2 separate regions of the Homo sapiens genome follow, and region 1 is linked to region 2. Evidence: chromatin loops called from intact Hi-C (ENCODE). Cell type or tissue: Calu3. All regions are shown on one strand. Each heading gives the region's core, and the rest is flanking DNA. Links, peaks and the distances in the headings are about the cores only.

The links. Hi-C counts contacts between places; a loop is a spot of excess contacts. Peaks named below come from ENCODE experiments on the same cell type or tissue, not always from the same donor. Only the 100,000 strongest peaks of a DNase experiment are listed, where the experiment ranks them.
Region 1: a loop joins it to region 2, with 1.9 times the contacts of the local background. A loop is called at or near these places in 2 of 110 quality-filtered maps.

What each region holds. Positions count from the first base shown.
Region 1 is chr13:24,192,395-24,197,775 of GRCh38, reverse strand. The region is part of intron 1 of SPATA13 (spermatogenesis associated 13); the gene reads right to left. Among named protein-coding and RNA genes, the nearest start is that of MIR2276, 33 kb to the right of the region's middle. In Calu3, for the core only: no CTCF peak of the experiment used is centred there; no DNase peak of the experiment used is centred there.
Region 2 is chr13:24,146,036-24,151,416 of GRCh38, reverse strand. It overlaps a transcript of SPATA13 not described here. Among named protein-coding and RNA genes, the nearest start is that of SPATA13, 12 kb to the left of the region's middle. RefSeq lists an enhancer at 1,294-1,970. In Calu3, for the core only: no CTCF peak of the experiment used is centred there; DNase peaks (open chromatin) are centred at 2,406 and 3,646.

The sequences.
Region 1 (5,381 bases), core at 240-5,239, 46 kb before region 2:
TACATATTTTTTAAAATTAGTCAGAACATGGAAATAAGGCCAAGGATGGCACATGTACTTTCAATATCACACCAAAGCCAGTCTAACTGATTTCATTCTCTAGGACGTACTTTATTTTGACCTGCTATTTACTACTAATTAGAGGTAAGTTATAGGTTAATCTTCAGATTTCTTTTTTTCTCATTAGAGATGCAAATTATTTCTATCTTTCAGAAAAGGTAACTATAAAGGTTACAGTTTTACTGCCCTATAGGACATTAACCAGTGTTGTCTAATTTAGCAAACATCTCAGCACGCCTTTCCTGACAGACTAAGTCAGTGGCAACATCCTGCTGGTTCCCTCATTGATGAGCTAAATAAATTTCTGACACATATTCATGATACATTTAAGAGATAGTTACGTTTTAACAATTTGAAAGTTGTACTTTGATACACTTATTCTGTAGTTAATCACTATTGCACTGTTTACTCTTTCCAGCTTTACAATTTCTTCCTACTGAGTCTCTGTTGTGTCAAAATTTTTATCTCAATATTATTTTATACTTGACTATTCCATCACATAAATATTATAGCTACTGTAGCAGTTATGGAGGACCTGGAGAGTAAATTAAAGATATATGTCTTCCTCTAAAGATGGGTCTTTTCTCAAGACTGAAACATAATAAAAACTGGAACAGTAAGATCATACCCATCTCAGGTGCCCTCTGGTTGTTATTTGGCCACCTGCTGTTGCTGGTAACTTTTATCACGAAGTTAAGATTTCTACAGAACTAAGTTCCTCTTTTCCAGTATATGTAATCACTACTCACCCCGTACTCAGCAGCTTGCTCATTTCACATTCATCTCTTTCTCCTCTTCAAACTGTTTTTTTTTCTAGCCAATCCAATATTCTAGAGTGTTAGAAATCATGCTTCTCCTTATCTCTTGAAATGTACTACTCTCCATTAATTGGCCATTTTCTTCAGGAAAGTAAATAATATTACTGAACACTAAGTGCCCGACATGTACTAGGCTGCTCATGTGTTTTGTTTTGTTTTGACATAGGGTCTCACTCTGTTGTCCAGGCTACAATGCAGTGGTGCAATAATCACAGCTCACTGCAGCCTCAACCTTTTGGGCTCCAGTGATCCTCCCACCTCATCCTCCCAAGTAGCTAGGACTACAGGCCCACGCCACCATGCCCAGGTAATTTTTTTGGTTTTTGTAGAGACAAGGGTCTCACTATATTTCCCAGGCTGGTCTCAAACTCCTGGGCTCAAGTGATCTTCCCACCAGGAATGAAAAGAAGAGTAAAAGTCAGTTCTACACAAATTGGAACATTTTCTAGTACACTGTGGAAAGGTACAGGTATTTTTATTGAATGTTATATAATTTAAGGCTTTATTACATACTAAAAATAGGTATTACCTATTATGTAACATTAAAAAACACTGTAAATTCATGTGAATCTTTTTAAAATTGAAGTGTGATACTTCCAGGTAATGTGTGAAGGGTTTATGCCAAGCCTCACTCTTAGGGAACACACCTTCCTTCCCACCATCATTATGAGGGCTTTACTTGAAAACTCCACAGGAGTACTGACTATGATACTCCTCATCAAATTTGGGTAACATATGAAGCTTCTAGAAAAATTTTTCCAGGCCCTTTAAGATATTTTGAAAACTCTGCAGTAAGTTAATTGCTGCCATGTTAGTTGAATTTCTTGGCACCAAAGAATTAAAATCAAATGCAAATTAAGGCACAAAAATCAAGTTACAGTTTTCCCCATACCATGGTCATCCAGATAATATGAAACATGCTTAAATTTTTAATTTTTTCATAAATAAAAACATAAATTATTATAGTACCTAAGAATACATCCCCAGTCCTACAGAGGTTGCTATTAATCCAAACATCACTTGAGCTAATTAAATCATCTTTCCCCCTTAAACCTTTCTAGTCAACTTGTTAACAGGTGTTAATATTTAGCTATATTAACCAATTTAAGTTCTCCCACATTCTCCTCACCTTCCTCTCTTCGGGAAAGCAAAATCAGATATTACAGTGAAATCAACAAATCAGTAACTTGGGGACAGAGAAAGGGAAACAAAATCCTAGAAAACCCCCTTGTAGATAATCAATGCCTAAATAATTAAGAGTCTTATATAATATTATACTGTCCTTTAGCAGTGTTGGCAAAGATGTGGAAAAATCAGAACACTCTTATATTGCTGGTGGGCTGTAAAATGGGGCAGCCACTTTGGAAATAATTTGGCAGTTCCTAAAAATATGAAACATAGAGTTATATGACCCATCAATTCCACTCCTGGGTATATACCCAAGAGAACTGAAAACAGGTGCCCACACAAAAACTTGTACATGAGTGTTCACAGCAGCATTATTCATAATGGTCAAAGGGGGAAACGAACCAAATACCCATCAACCGATGCACGGATAAACAAAATTTGATATCCACATAATTGAATATTATTCAGCTATAAAACAGAAGTACTGACACATGCTATGCTACAACATGAATGCACACTGAAAATATTATCTAAGTAAAAGAAGCCAGTCACAAAAGGCCACATATTGTATAATTCCATTGATAGGAAATGTCCAGAATAGGCAAATCCATAGAGACAGGAGGCAGGTCAGTGGTTGCCAGAGCCTGGAGCAGGAGGAAATGGGGAATGACTGCTAACAGGAATTGGGGTTTCTTTGCGGGGTGCTAAAAAGGTCCTGGAATCAGTGGCAACAGCTGTACAACTCTTCCTATATGTGCTAAAAGCCATTTAGTTGAATTAGAAATCATTGGTGAACTGGTATTTAAATTGTATCTTAATAAAGCTTAAAAAGTTGTATCGTCCACTTCCCATGAATTTAGTCATAATTCATCCTTACAAGATTCACTATTTTACTCCTGTCCCAATTAACAAACATTCTGCAACTATCCTTTGGATAAGAAAACCATTGTGAGCTGCTTAGACAGGTAGAGATTAAATCATTGATTAAATTCCGACAAGTGAGGTCAAGATTCCACATATCGTAAAGCACGTAGAATTTTTAATAGTGTACAAATGATTCAGCCATAGAATAAACAGTGTTAGAAGAAGAAATCCTAGTCCTTCCAGTGGAAAGCGGCAGACCAGTCGGTGAGTGGTGAATCAATGAGGACCTACCGGGCTCATTATGCAGCTATTAGCAGGATCACTGACTACCAAATCCTCAAACTGTTACGGATTCAGAAGTTGTAAAATAAGGATTGTTAAGTACTCAGAGCATGCATCCTACCTCTCCAGCTAGTTGGTTTCTCCTATTTCACAGAGCTGGATGGTTCGCTCTGTCAGTGATTCTCAACATTTCCAGTAATGTGCACCTCAGCCTGCAAAGAGCCTGGACATTTTCCTCTCCACTTCCTGTCCTACTCTTGCAAGTCCCAGGCAAAGGAGCAATCTCAGGATGATTGAACGGCGCTAACTTTTCTTTTCTTCTTTTGTAAGTCATATATTTGAAATGATGCAACAACATTCAGGACGATTTTAGCTGCACATTTAAATAACTATACGTATTGGCATCATCTTATATAATGTGTGATCTGGCCACTGCCTGTACCACTGCAGTCTTGCCTAGGTTCTACAAGGTGTCTCAATGTCTGCAGGGGAAGCTGCTAGAGTTCATAAAACCATAAAGCAGCAAAGATCAATGAGGTGCCCACCACAGACTCGGCTACTGAACCATGGATGCAAAGTTGGGAAGATGGGCTATGAACTTGAATGGTTGAGAAGGTAAGAAACCTCTACAAACTCTTTTCCAGTTTCTGCCTTTTTGTGTCTCTATAGTCCTCAAAGCTTCCACCCTTCTAAACTCATCACAATGTGTTAAAATCCCAATTACTGATCTTCTGGGCACCACCCAGCAACTCTCCACATCCATCTTCCTCATTGTGACCACTTCATCACCTGGCACAACGTCTGACATGTAGCAGGATTCAGCCAACAATTGCTCACTGAGGAATAGCTACGTTTCCACACTAACCCTACTTCTTCCTCCAGAAGAAGACCTGCTCCTCTGATATTTGCTAAAGCATAGCTAAGTGCCAAATCGAAGGGACTCTTTTCAGAGAATCCAGTGCCTCTGATGCCACTGATTCCTCTCCAGGCTTCCTCCCACCTGAGTGCCCCTTCTCCATCCTTCCTCCTGTTCCTGCCCCTTCCCAAGGTTCCAGACTCAACTGGTTTCTCCAGCAACTCCATGTGCCTGAGCGACCACCACATCACCCATTCTCGGCTCCAGGTGAAGCTATCCTGGCACCAACTGGGGAGCACCCCCCGCAGGCCTCACTCCTCACACTCAGATTCAACCACGCTGAGGCATCTGCTCACCAGGCCCCCAGTACAAACAACATGGCCACCGCCTGTGTCAACAATGCCTCCGTTCTCCCAGTTCCTCCAACACTGGCCTTTGTCATCTCTCTCCCCCACCCTCACCTACTTTCCCTTGTGCCCCCAGCTCACTGGAGTCATTCCCTCCTGTCCATTTCCCCTGCAACTCCCCTTCCTCAGAGCTCCGTCACTTCCCCCTCAGTGTACTCACTTGTCCACTTTTCTACTCTCCTATCCATCCAGCGCCCACATGCCAGACAAAGCTTCCTGAAGGTCCTCCCCAGTCAGTCACTGCCCTCCTCAACAATGCTCAGTGGCTCCTGTCCCTTCCTGGATTATGTGTCAAGCTCCTCAGCCTGGCCCCCCAGGGCTCTCAGCCCACACACCTTGACTTTCAACTTCTCTCAAAACCTTAAAGAGCACTTATAATGTGCCGGTTACAGTGCTTGGTGTTTTGAGAACAGCAGGGGGAGGAAAGAATCCTTTTCCTCCTGTCCATCTCTACCAGTGCTCCCAGGACCACCTGCTGGGCTCTGGAAGTGCCTCCTGTTGCCTAACCTAGTTTTAGGCAGTTCCACCCATGCAGAAGGCCTTTTTTTCCCATGTCACCCTCTCAAAATCCTTGAGATCTTCAAGATCTGTCTCCATGGCACCCCTTCCACAACAAATCTTCTCTCTGCTTCTCCAACAGCCTGACCCAATCACACCGTAGAAGCGGGTAAGCCTATCTGTGTGCTCTGGGGCCAGGGCAGGTGTGCAGACCTAGTGAGAGGAAGGTGCCTGAGTTTTCATTCAATACTCAAGTGCCTACCACATTAAATATGTACTAACAGACAGGACTTCAGGTCTTGACTCTCAAGATGTCTGGAGTGAGTGCAGATGAGGTGATAGGTGAGGCCATGGGAACTGCTGGAAACAGTATTCTGAGGAAGACGCTGTTTCAGCGGGTAGGAGGAGGAAGAGGAACTGGCACAGAGACTGAAGGGGCAGGAGGAGAACTAGAGTAGCAGGCATCAC
Region 2 (5,381 bases), core at 134-5,133:
TTGCATATTTCACTTCATCATTAAAACCAGGGAGAGTTTATCATTATTTTCATTTTACAAATGGGGAAACTGAGCCAGGAGTTAAACAAATGGTTCCGGGTCCTCAGCCCCATGTGTTTGACAGAGCAAGGATTCAGACCAAGATCTGCCTGTCTTTCAAAGTCCTGATGTAACCTGAATGCTGAAGGACGCATGCCCACAATCACAGCACAGATAGCTCAGCACTGCGGGAGGAAGCATCTGGGTCTGAGGGCCATCTCCTGGATTCTGTCTCCAGAACTGTGTGATTTGGGGCAAGCCTCTTAATCTGTGTGAATCTCAATGTTATCATCTGTAAAATTATGAGGATTATGAATCTTCGCAGGATTCCTGTAGGAATGGATTAAAATATGCAAAGACCCCAGACAGGGACTTGTCAACTCTTTAGTGGGGGTTTTGTAATGCCTAACTTTATGCATCAATTTGGCTGGGCCATGGCGCCCAGTCAAACAGCATCTAGACAGCAAACACATCTAAACAGCAGTCTCCGTGTGGCTGTGAAGGTATTTTTAGGTGATACTAACAGCTAAGTCACTAGACTTGAGTAAAGGAGAGAGTCCTCTGCCATGTGGGTGGGCCTTGTCCAATCAGGGGACAGTCATAGGAGAGAAGATGTGGGTTCCCTGAGGAAGAAGGACTTCGGCCTCAAGACTGCAACACAAAAGCCTGCCTGAATCCCCAGCCTGCTGTGGCCTGCCTTGCCCTGTGGATTCTGGACCCAAGACTTCAACATCAACTTTTACCTGAGTCTCCAGCCTACTGGCCTACTTACAAATTTTGGACTTGCCAGCCCTCAAATTTGTGTGCAATTCCTTAAAAAAAAAAATCAATCAATATTTATCTCTCTATACTTCCTATAGGTTTTATTTCTCTGGAGAACACTGACTAATTCAGGATGGATGGGAAGTTAGAAACAGCCTTAAAAAGGAGGTCCTGCCTGAACCAGGTCTCCCCAGAGGGCACCCATGCCAGTCGGTGACATCTCATAGGATTGGAACTCCCAGTGCTGAGATGCACTGCCATGCCACTGAGGCTGCAGGCTGCTCTCTAGGGGACTGGCAGGAGCTGTGCAGCAGTGATGCCACTTGAGAGCACTGAGGACATGCGGTGGGTGCACTGGTGCTGGGCAGGGAGAAACCCAGGGTGTTTGGAGAAGTGGAGGCTGTGGGAGGAGAGCACGGGAGACGGGCACTGTAGAGCCAATGTGTCTCAGGACAGAGGGTCTGGCCCACCATGTTCTAATGTGACTGTCCCCCATCAGTCCACCTAAGAATCTCAGCATTGCCCAGCTCCGTCTCCTCCAGGCTGCACACCTGGCCACCAGTCAGGCAGATACCAGCTTTCTGTGGGACAGTCCCCCGACTCTCCCATGCCCCACACTCTCCCTTCCCTCCCCACAGCCACCCTGTGGCACAGCAGCTCTCTCCCTCCCCGACAGCCCCTGGATGCAGGCCTTCCCATCTCTGTGTTCCTCCCCAACCACCTCCTGCTGCCCAAGAGCTCTTTCTGAAACACCCCCAACTCCTGTCAGGCCTCAGCACCCACACAACCGAGTTCAAGTTTCTTTGCATGTCATGCAAGGCCTGTGACAACCTGACCCGCAGCTCTCCAGCTCTATCCGCCCCGCAGGGCCTTTGTACAAGCCGCTCTCCCTCTGGGTTCTTCCCCACATGGGTGGGAGCTTTCCCGCCCCCATCAGCCATTTCCAGTGATTCAAATCCAAGCTTTTAGCTCCAAATTCAGGACGCTGCACTACACCACAGTGACAGAAGATCTAGGAGTGTTAGGTGGCCTCAGGGCATCTCTGATTCCTGAAAAAGTGGCAGCAGAACTCCTCTAATGAACACTAGAGTCAACCAGGGATTGTCTCTTCAGAGTCCACCCTTGGCCAGATTTGGACACAAAATTCTCACCAACAGAAAGGGAAGGTCCAGGAACAGAAGACAGGCAAAATGCCAGGGTGTTTTTCAAACTTCCGACCACAGCCCACAGTGAGATGCGTATTTCACCCCCACGATCTCACATATGAGAACATAAAGAGAATGACAAACGATGCCAACCTTTACTTCATGGGGTGTGTTCGGTGTTCTCTCTTCTCTCTTGGGTTGTTGTATTTAATTCTGGTGGAAATTTGCTAAATTCATTTCAGGACTCACTAATGAGATAAAGCCCATCACTGGAACACACTGCAGTGATCAGCAATGTGGAAAACGACCCAGTGTGATGGCAACAGGCAGGGGGCAGACAGGACGCCTCTTTCATCTGCCCCATGGCTTCTTCCTGCCCCCCTTTTGCCCACTACCTCCTTAGTCACAAATAAGTTTACCGTGACATTCAAATCCTCATTCTCCTTTGTTTGTGGACGGAGCCTACATTCCTCCAAGCCCAGTCACCAACCCTGAGTCACAGAGCCCTGCTCTCATGTGGCATGCATAGGAGAGCATTTCCTGGTATAAACAAACACTCATGGAAACCATGAATAATAAACAAGCCGCTCTACCAGAATGAACAGCAGCTCCTGTGTCCTTACTTCCCTTGTTCTACCCCTCCCTGCCTTCCTCAAGCTTTCCAGATCTCTCTGGACACACACTCATTGCTAGGACAGAATGCTCCTGTTTAGGTGTTTTACTTGTCTGATGTGTTTGGTCCATTAAGCCTTGTGTACAATGCCAACAGTTGTAGGCATAAGAAAAAGACTGAGCCAGTTCCTTGCAGAGATTCTCAACTCTTCAACCAAGTTCTCCCTCTGACTAAAAGCCTCTGGTCAACCATATTAAACTCCTAACGTATCACACTGGTTATGTGTACACCAAGGGCTTGTGTTTGATGCTTCAGGTCAGAAACTCCTGCAGGTACCCTGGGAGGCAGTGTTAAGGAGCAGAAAACTGAGATGGTTTCATTTTTCTGAGGTAATTAGGTAATACAGCACAGGGTTATACCCCAGCCTATTTATTCCAACCCTATGGCCATTTCTGCTCTGATGGGATGTATGCATTTCAGGAAAAAAAAATAAAAAAACAAAAAAGCCTTGTGTTCTGTGAAATTGTGCACAAAAGACAACGGGGCTCATGAAAGTAGGACTGAGACCCCTTGAACCCTGAGGACTTCATCACCAGAGCCCTAACAATAGTAACGATCGTAATCAAAAGACATAGGCAGTTGAAAAGGCACATTAGATTCCTAGCAAGGAACTACAACTGCAAATGCTGTGCAGGAATGTCTTTTAAAAATATGGGAAATGATATGATTCAACAATTTTACCCCTGGGTGTATGCGGAAAAGAACTGAAAGCAGGATCTTTAACAGATATTTGTACGCAACATAGTCATGGCAGCATTATTCACAAAAGCCAAAAGACAGAAACAACCCAGGTGTCCAGTGGTGGATGAATGGATTAAAAAAATGTGGTGTATACATACAATAGAATATTAGCCTTAAAAGGAAGGAGATTCAGACACATGCTACAACATGGATGAACCTTGAGGACCTTACGCTAAATGAAATGAACCAATCACAAAAAGACCAATCCCGTACGATTCCACTGATATGAGGTATCTAGAGCGGTCAAGCTCAGAAAAGGAAAGTAGAATGGTGTCTGCCAGGGGCTAGGGGTGTGGAGGGAACGGGGAGTTAATGTTTAATGGGTACAGGGTTTCAGTTTCAGCTCTGGAGATGGATGGTGGTGTTGGTTGCACAGCAATATAAATGTACTTAATAGACTTAAACATGGTTAAGATGGTACGTTTTGTTCTGTATATTTACTACAAGTTTTTTTAAAAGGTGTGGGTGGCTTCCTGGAAGGGGCTTAACAGCTTGAGAGTTGACCCTGCTGAGATATGAAGACAAGGGCAAAATGCTCCCAGATTGAGAGCACCGAGCAATCACCACTTCCAACGGAGAAGGGAGCACACAGAAGAGAGTGGATAGACAAGCTTGGCCAGCATTAACGTGTAGGGCAGAAATTGCTATGAATCAGCACAACTTTCACATGATGGTGACACTCTGCCCCTATTTACCAGTCACCTACAAGCTAAATTACAGAAACTCACATTTAGCAAAGCAGACTACACTCACTGTCATGGCCCAGTTACTCAATACGGTCATCATTCTATCTCCTTTCCACCTTCTCTGCATCCTGTTCTGCCTAAAGTACGAGACATGCATCACACATACCACCAGGCCAATTAATCAGAGTAGTCTTCTTGAAACAATTTTAATTATAAGTGGAAAAAGCATTCCATTCTTGATGGTAAGAAAAAAATTATCTGAACAATCAGATATCATCTTCCATCCAATGCATGCTTGGAGTTATGGGCAGCGGAAAATAATAAACTCATCCAGAGGCCTATTGGGCAATGAATTTATTGACATATTTCAAGACTCGCCAAGATGTTTTCTTCTCTTTATTTCTAAGTGAAAGGCATAGTTTTTCTAGGAAAAAAAAATCATGCCTGAATGAGATTTTTTAAAAGACTGGAGCTTGTAAAATGTTCAAAATTGGTGGGGGAGGGGTGGGGCGGGGACGGATGCGGTGGTAAAGAAATCTCAGTCCATCTGGGAGATAGGATATTCCGTAGTGTGTAGAGGGCATTTGAGACTGCAGGAAGCATAGCCGACCACGATGGAAAATGCTTTAGACACAAAGGTATATACTAATTAAATGTATAACATAATCATGGCATTCACATATCTCTAACCTGTGACAAGTAAGAGAAGTATTGGCATTTTTTTTAAATTGCTGTGCATTTCCATTTCCTTAGTGCCCTGTAAAAGAACATTTTAGAGGTTATTTATAGCCTACTTTCCTCTGTGTTAATTATCATACAGGTTTATGTATTATTTCTTATCTATGTAGATAAGATTATAGAGTACTTAGTTATGTATCGCCCTAGCAATTTTAGTTACCAATTCCTATCTTTAAATGAAAGCCAACGAATTTCTTGCAGGCCTGCCTGCATGGAAGCAGCTAACGATCACAAGGGTACTCGGTGATCTGGCCTGGCCGCAGGGAGAGGAGTTGAAATTGGAGGACTAACTGTATCTGGCTTACAGAGTCTGACCTCCCTTTCACAATGGGAACAGCCTTGTCAGTGAAGCTGGAGTGCCCCGATTTAATTGGCTTCAGTCCCTGAAGCTGATCTATGAATTAGGCTGGCTTTGCCAATGGGATCAAGATACTCAAAGTCTGTTGACTGAGACTCCCTCTATCCTAAATAGAAAGTGGATAGGTGCTGCCTAAAATACCATTTCTCCTGTGTATCATCCTCCCCTCCTGCTTAATCAGCAAAGATTCCCAAATCCAAATTCTTCCTGGCTGCCAAAGCTCTCCAGAGAGGGACCTT